Linked DNA regions of Homo sapiens: region 2 is linked to region 1. A link is a contact called in ENCODE Hi-C or POLR2A ChIA-PET data. All regions are on one chromosome and are shown on one strand. The core of a region is the stretch at or near the end of the contact, and the rest is flanking DNA. Distances in the headings are between cores, read along the strand shown. Region 1 holds the start of MACO1 (macoilin 1). Region 2 holds the start of FAM76A (family with sequence similarity 76 member A).

Region 1 (3,653 bases), core at 416-2,915:
TTTTTTTTTTTTGAGACAAAGTCTCGCTCTCCTGCCTCAGCCTCTCGAGTAGCTGGGACTACAGGTGCCCGCCACCATGCCCAGCTAATTTTTTGTATTTTTAGTAGAGATGGGGTTTCACCATGTTATCCAGGATGGTCTCCGATCTCCTGACCTCGTGATCTACCCGCCTCGGCCTCCCAAAGTGCTGGGATTACAGGCGTGAGCCACCGCGCCCAGCCCTTCCTGGGAAGTTTTAAAAATGCACTGGAAGACTAACTGCCCCATTGTCGTTGAGGGATTACACTGATAAAGCTACTGGATAGGACATTCTGCAATATTTTCAGAAATATTTATAAAAGCTGCATTAAAACATGTAAAAATGCTTATGTTAAAAACAGTATGACTACTATTCTAGTATGACTACTATTCTAGTATGACCACTATTCTATTTAATAGCAATAGTAACATTATCATCCATAGGGGAAAATTGGAAAACAAGCAAATACAATAAAATGTCAACTGTATTTGTGTTAATGTGATGAGACTCATTGGTGTTTTTTCCTTTTCGGCCACTTTCCTACATTTTCCCCAGTTTTCTCTAATGATAAACATTCTTTTTATTTCTCTTAAAAAAAAACACCATGCGGACTTTTCTAAGTGTTACTTTGCCATACGTACGTGGCAGGGGAGTTATAAGGAGTAAATGAGCAAATACACGCAAATTACCCAGCACGGTGCCTGGCATAAAATCGGCGCTCAATGAGTACGAAGCGTGAAGGGTCGCCGGCCCCGCGTCCCCGCCTTGCAGGAGCCCGGACCCGCCGAGCAGGCTCCCGGTCCGGCCCGGCCCGGCCCGGAGGCCGATGCTTCGCGGTAGTGCCCTCGCGGGTCCTGCGGACTCGGCGCCCGCGGGGCCCACAGCGCTGCCCAGCCTGTGGACGTGGAGCCCGGGCCGCACCGCCGCACACGCCCCGGGCATCTCTGCGCTACGTCGCGCGCCCCCACGGCTCCGCCCCGTGGCGTAACCCGGGGCGGGGCCGCCACCTCCGATTGGCCGGCGCGCTGTCACCACGTCGCGGGAAGCTGGCAGGGTGTGTGTCTGTGTGCGTGTGGGGTTTGCTTTGTCATTCGTACCCCCGGTGCGCGCTGACGCGGTCGGCCTGGCCGAGCTCTCCAGCATCCGCAGAAGGGTCCCCGGCGCTGTTCCTGGGATGCTCCCTTACATAATGACGCGACTGGCTGAAGCGCACGTCAGCGCAGACACCGCACATGCCGCAAACCCGGGCCTTCCGATTTCATACATTGCTAGACGAGAGCCTACAATGCCATGCCGTACGGTATGCTCTAGTAGGGATTACAATACAATGAAACGCAACCCAATAATAATAAAGCATACCTTCGCAACAAGGCGTAATATAGGATGTTATATTTATAGGGCCTATTTATAAGCCTCTATTTAAATCTTTTCTGATAGGCTCAGCCGGGGACCCAGACACTATAATGATTGGCGCATTCTTCCGTCCTTCAAAGGGGCGGGTTCTAGAGTCAGTTTTGCCTCAGCGGGCCCTGGGATTGGCCGACAGCGGTTTACCGGTGGCTTCTATTGGCCTCCCGGGCCGTCCGTCGGAGCCGAGGAGGCGGGGCAGGCGGCTGGCTGGTGCTGGGCGGGCGGGCCCCGGAATTGTCATTTCTTTGTTTCCGAAGGCGGAGGAGGCTCCGAGCCCCCCCTCCCCGTGCTACCCCCTCCCCCCGGGTGCTGGCTCCATGTCTGTGTGACCGGCCTCAGGGGTAGAGTCCAGGCCCGACGCGGGGCGGGCCAGCGGCGGCGGCAGCTGAGGTGAGAGACGGCGGCGGCGGCGCGGGCACCCGGCCCCCCAGCGGGAGGATGAAGCGGCGGAACGCCGACTGCAGTAAGCTCCGCCGCCCCCTAAAGCGGAACCGGATCACCGAGGGCATTTACGGCAGGTGAGCGGCTGCACCCCCACTCCGCGGGCGCGGGCCCTGCGGTCCCCCTCCAGCTCCGAGGGGCCTGGCCCCGTTATGTAACCCCGAGTAGGCCGCACGCCCGCGCCGGGGGCTCTCCTAAGGAGCGCTGGCCCCGGAGCCGCTGGCCCGCCCGCCGGGGTCCGCCCCGGGTGCGCGGGGCGTGGCGAGGGTCGGCCCGGCCGGGCGGGCAGGGCGCGGCGGGCGCTGGCTGAGGGAGCCGCCGCGCCGCCGTTGGAAGCGCCGGGCCCGCCGGGGGGAGGGGCGGAGAGCCCCCAACCAGCCCGGCGTTCCTCAGCATCCCGGCCATGCCGCTGGGCCGGGAGGGCCGCTTCCGGGACCTCTGACTGGCCGCCGCTGGCCCCCGAGCCCCCCGGTGGCCTGGGGGCTTGCCGGCCGGAGCCAGGAGGCGCGTGGACCACAGCGCGGGGGGGTGGGGGAGGCTGACAAAGTTGAGAGCCCACTGTGGCCCCTCGTTCCCCCAAGCTGCCAGCATACTGGCCTGGGGCCATGCTGTCACTTCTTTCACCTTCTGCTTCCCATATGGGATCTCAAACTTGGCACCCAGGGCTGAAGCTGATACCCCCAAATCATGCCCTGTGGCCCTGCTCCAGATTCGGAAGGGTCTGATGACCAGTTTTTCAGCAAATATTGTTTTGACAATTCCAAGCAGATAGCTTGCTTTGAACGTTTTTAAAAAGGGATTTTCTCCAAACTCTTTTTTTTTTTTTTCATCCGCAAGAAAAGCAGTGTCCCTTTAAATAGAAATTGAATTCAGTCCACCGGTAGAGAAAGACAACAGGTTCATGGGGCAACTTACTATCATAGCTTCCCCAAGTCGATTTGTGTACGACTGTTATTTTCTGGTTCTTCTCAGAATGTTACTTGTAAATGGTATTTGCCTTGATACAGATTTCGGTGGAGAAGTAATTAGTTTACAAAGAAGAATTCTCAGCATGTGGATGTAGGCTTAATTGAGTCCTCATGGTGTTTTACAATTAGCTTCTCTAGCTGTGGGATTTCAAGAAATATGTGAGGTAGCTGATGACACCCAAGTTGTCTTAACATAACTGTACACCTTGCACATGCTCTTGTTTACAGATGTGGAATGATTGCTTTCCACAAGCAGCTGACTGATGTAAACACTGGGGATTTTCTTCAAGTTTAAAAGCATTAAGGAATCAAAGTAAAAATTTCTTGGGTATATTCTTATAAAATGAGCCATAGAGCATAGGAGTAATTCATTCATTCATCAGTTATATATACTATGTGCCAGGAACATTTCTAATCAGTGAAGATAGAGCAGTGAGTAAAACAGACTCTAATCTATGCTGGATGAATCGAACTTGACCATTTTAACTTGAACTGTGAAAGCAAACAATTTTTTCTACACATAGATGGAGGAAAGGTCTCTTCAATTCACGTTACATACACTATACATTCTTGAATTAAAGAAAGTTTTTCCCCTTTGGCTATTGAAAAATATTTGACCAACTTAACATTAATGGTAACATAAAAATAGGAAAGGGATATTAAACCGAGTTGGTAGACTTAGCACAACTGTGGCATTTGAATAGCTGCTATTTACAGTAACATAAGATGATGTACCTCCATTTATAGCAAGAAGATTGAGAGTCCCATATTGTTTACGTGTTTTCTGCTGTATTTCCATTTCTCTGTACTTGAAC
Region 2 (3,653 bases), core at 865-3,364, 2.3 Mb after region 1:
CAGAGCCAGACTCTGTCTCAAAAAAAAAAAAAAAAAAAAAGTATATTCACCATGTTGAACAACCGTTACCTCTATCTAGTTCCAAAACATTTTCATCACTCCAAAAGCCCCTTACCCATTAAACAATTTCCCCACATTTTCCTCCACGTACTGTTTTTATTTGTATTTGCATATATATTTTGAGACAGGGTCTCACTCTGTCACCTAGGCTGGAGTGCAGTGGCATAATCATGGCTCAGGGCAGCCTCGACTGTCCAGGCTCAAGGGATCCTCCCGCCTCAGCCGCCTGAGTAGCTGGAACCACAGGCTCGTGCCACCACACCCGGCTAATTTTTAAAAAAGTTTTTTTGTAGAAATGGGGTCCCACTGTGTTGCACAGGCTGGTCTTTTTTTTTTTTTTTTTGAGACGGAGTCTTGCCCCGTAGTCCAGGCTGGAATTCAGTGGCATGATCTTGGCTCACTGCAACCTCTGCCTCCCAGGTTCAAGCAATTCTCTTGTCTCAGCCTCCCGAGTAGCTGGGACTACAGGCGCCTGCCACCACGCCCGGGTAATTTTTGTATTTTAGTAGAGACAGGGTTTGACCTTGTTGGTCAGGCTGGTCTGGAACTCCTGACCTCAGGTGATCCTCGGGTGATTCACCCGCCTCGGCCTCCCAAAGTGCTGGGATTACAGGCGTGAGCCACCGCGTCCGGCCGACCCAGGCTGGTCTTAAATCCCAAGGCTCAAGTGATCCTCTGGCCTCAGCCTCCCAAAGTGCTGGGATTACAGTTGTGAGCCATCCCGCCCCGACTCATGTACTGGTTTTGATTCTCACAATGACCTCATTGTACAATTGAGAAAAACGAGGCCGTGAGAAGTTCAGTGATAGATCCAAGGTCATGTAGTTAGTTGTGGAACAGTGATTTGGAAACTTTGCTTTCTGATCCTAATGATTAATGCACATCTTTGGGGGATCCTACAAGGAAGCAGCCAGATTTGGGTTCAGAGAGAGTAAATTTTTTTTGTTGAGGCAGGGAAATAGAAGCCATTAAGTCAGTTTTTAATTGTAAAAAGCGCACGTTGAGGTAAAACTGCAATTAGTCCTGTACGGGTGGTTGGCAGAGCCAAGAGTAACCTATGCCCAAGAGCAGCTACAAGGCAGGACTTGGATAGGTCAGCAGTGCAGGAAGCTTTGCCAACACCTCAAGAACAAGAAGTCTGTCATTCCTTGGGCAGCTCCTATACATGCCAAGCTGGAGCCAAAGAGAGGCAGGGGAGCCCGGAGGGCGTGGCTTGCCTTCCGGAAGTCAGGCCTCGTCAGGAATCACCAGGTGGTTGCTTGCGAGAGAAGCTGGGGGTGAAACCGGAGAAAACAAAGTAGGAAGCAGGTCTGGGCCAATTGCAGCCCACTCTGATGGGGGCCTGCAGGCCACCGGACGCCTGAATATCTGTCCAATCCCTCCTGGAAGGACTGCCATCTCTTTAGTCCCTCTTCCGCAGCATAGGGGTGCTCTCTCTGGGGCTCTCCTTTTCTCTCCTAAGGCCCACAGCCCCACAGTTCCCTATTTAGGTGTCTTAAATTGAGGACACACTTCTAAATTGTCCCTCAGAGTCTCGTCTCCTCCTTTGAGCGAGGCTGGGCGGGCTCCTCCTGCTCCGATTATGAGGAACTTCTTTCCCAAGCTCCCCACCTTCTTTGGGCTTGGACGGCTGCAGAGTTCCAGTTAACTGTGCGCCGCCTTCGTTCCAATTGTACCCCTCGTGCTCCCAGAGGGCAGCTCCATGGAAACCAAAACATCACAAATCCCCGAAGGTATCGCGAGAAGCGCAGATGCGCCTGAGGCCGTGGAGAGGCGGAGCGAGGGCGGGAACGCTGAGCAAGTAGGGCGGAGCCTAAGCTCTTCCGAGGTCCCGGCCGGGAGCCTGTCCCCTCCAGGTGGCGCCCCCGCGTGACTGCGCTTTACATAATCGCGGCCTGGAGCGTCACAGTGGCGTACTCCAGGCCAGACCGAATCAGAGTGGGCGAAAGCTCCGTGTTCCGCCCCTTCCCACTTGATCGACGTCAAAGCCCACCAGTGAGCGGGCGTCTAGAGTCGCCGTGCCCGCCCCAGCCCGCCCGGGTCCGCCCCGACCCGCCTGCGCCCGCCCGCCTGCCGCAGCCAGCAGCCTGCAGCCGCCGCCGGGTTGTGCCTCAGACTGTCAGATAAATCGGCGGGCCGGGCCGGCGGGTCGGTGAGCGCGGCCCGGGCCGGACATGGCGGCGCTCTACGCCTGCACCAAGTGCCACCAGCGCTTCCCCTTCGAGGCGCTGTCTCAGGGGCAGCAGCTGTGCAAGGTGCGCGGGCTGGGGCGGCGGCCGGGAACTGGGGACGCAGGAGGCGCGGCCCGGAGCTCCAGATTCTGTGGGGACGCCCGGCGGGGTCCCCGGAGCAGGGTGTGGCAGGCCCGCCAGGCTGAGGAGCCGCACCCACCCCGCTGGGGGCCGGCGGGGCACGTGCGGGAGCCGGGACCCGGTCCAGGCTCCCGCGGCCGGCGTGTCCGGGTGCTTAGCAACCGTGGGGATTGTTCTCGGACCCCGTGAGGTCGGGGGAGGGACAGCGGGTCCCCTGCTTGCCCTGACTGGTCGCCTTCGGGATCCCTTTGCGCTGCCTCCCCCGCCGCCGCGGTCTCCCTGGTGGGGACCTCCTGCCCCTCCTGGGACTGAACTCCAAAGTTGGGTGCTGCCTTGGAGGAATGTGTCGAACTCGGGCTCCTCACGGGCACTTTTCGACCAGTTTCAGAATCGGAGGTAGCAAGGCTTGATTTTTTTTTTTTTTTTAAGCATCTCACTTTTCGGCCAGTCTCAGAATCGGAGGCAGCAAGGCTTTATGTTTTAAAAAAGCCCCACAGTCAGGCTCACAGATCCGAGGGATCACTTCTCAGCATCCAGTTGGTGGTCTTCGGTCTTCCCTGACTAGCTGCTGATCAGTTTTTGCTCCTGAAGGTCCAACTTCTCTTTTTCTTTTAAGTTGCTTTATCCCACTTTTACTTTTTAAGTGACTAGAGGTGCTGTGAGGCAACAGTTAAAAAGTCACCAAACTGGCTGAAGAATAATGTTGAGGTTATCCAATAATCCAGTTTGTGTCTCTGATTTGGATAACTCATAATTGTCACTTTTGCCTCAGATGGTCATGACTTTCCATTTGCCAGTTTTTATATACCAGGTCTGGGGGAATGCAAGTGCTTGAGTGCCCTTTTTGGCCTCAAAATATGTATATATGATTTTAAGGAAGTTATGTATATATAAATAATAATTTTAATCCAGCACTTTCATTTCACAAGTAAACCGCAAAATCACACAGTGGCAGAAGAACCAGGCCTGGAATTCAGGGCTTCTGATTCCCAGTCTGGGACTTGTTCATATATATGTTTGTTTTACAATTTATGGCTAGTTCCATATAATCCATATAAGTTCTTACTTAACTCCCACATCAACAGTAGGGAAGTGATGCCAGTATTACAGAGGAGAAAAATAAGGCCCAGAAAGTTTAAGTGACTCACTCAAGCATAGTAGCTATGCTAGAAATAGTACCCAGGTCGGCTTCCTACTGAAGGCTGTTTCCATTTGTGACTGCCTTTTAAAATTATATCCTCATTTCATTTCAGGAATGTCGGATTGCACACCCTGTTGTGA

What was found. A loop is a pair of places that touch in the nucleus more often than their neighbours do. ChIA-PET counts read pairs that join two places held with the same protein, here RNA polymerase II (POLR2A). Pooled maps may share reads with other maps.
Region 2: a loop to region 1 is called in a map of B cell, with 14 times the contacts of the local background. The contact joins the promoter of FAM76A here to the promoter of MACO1 in region 1. A Hi-C loop is called at or near these places in 1 of 168 maps with a recorded cell type or tissue (B cell) and 7 of 50 pooled maps. POLR2A ChIA-PET finds 5 or more read pairs at or near these places in 1 of 52 experiments (MCF 10A).

What each region holds. Positions count from the first base shown.
Region 1 is chr1:25,429,232-25,432,884 of GRCh38, forward strand. It overlaps MACO1 (macoilin 1), which reads left to right and starts at 1,666. Exons shown (of 11, transcript NM_018202.6): 1 at 1,666-1,947. The coding sequence starts at 1,868. It also overlaps a transcript of RHCE not described here. RefSeq lists silencers at 692-1,131, 1,522-2,181.
Region 2 is chr1:27,723,847-27,727,499 of GRCh38, forward strand. It overlaps FAM76A (family with sequence similarity 76 member A), which reads left to right and starts at 2,115. Exons shown (of 9, transcript NM_152660.3): 1 at 2,115-2,315; 2 at 3,626-3,653. The coding sequence starts at 2,235. RefSeq lists silencers at 1,459-2,101, 1,940-2,639.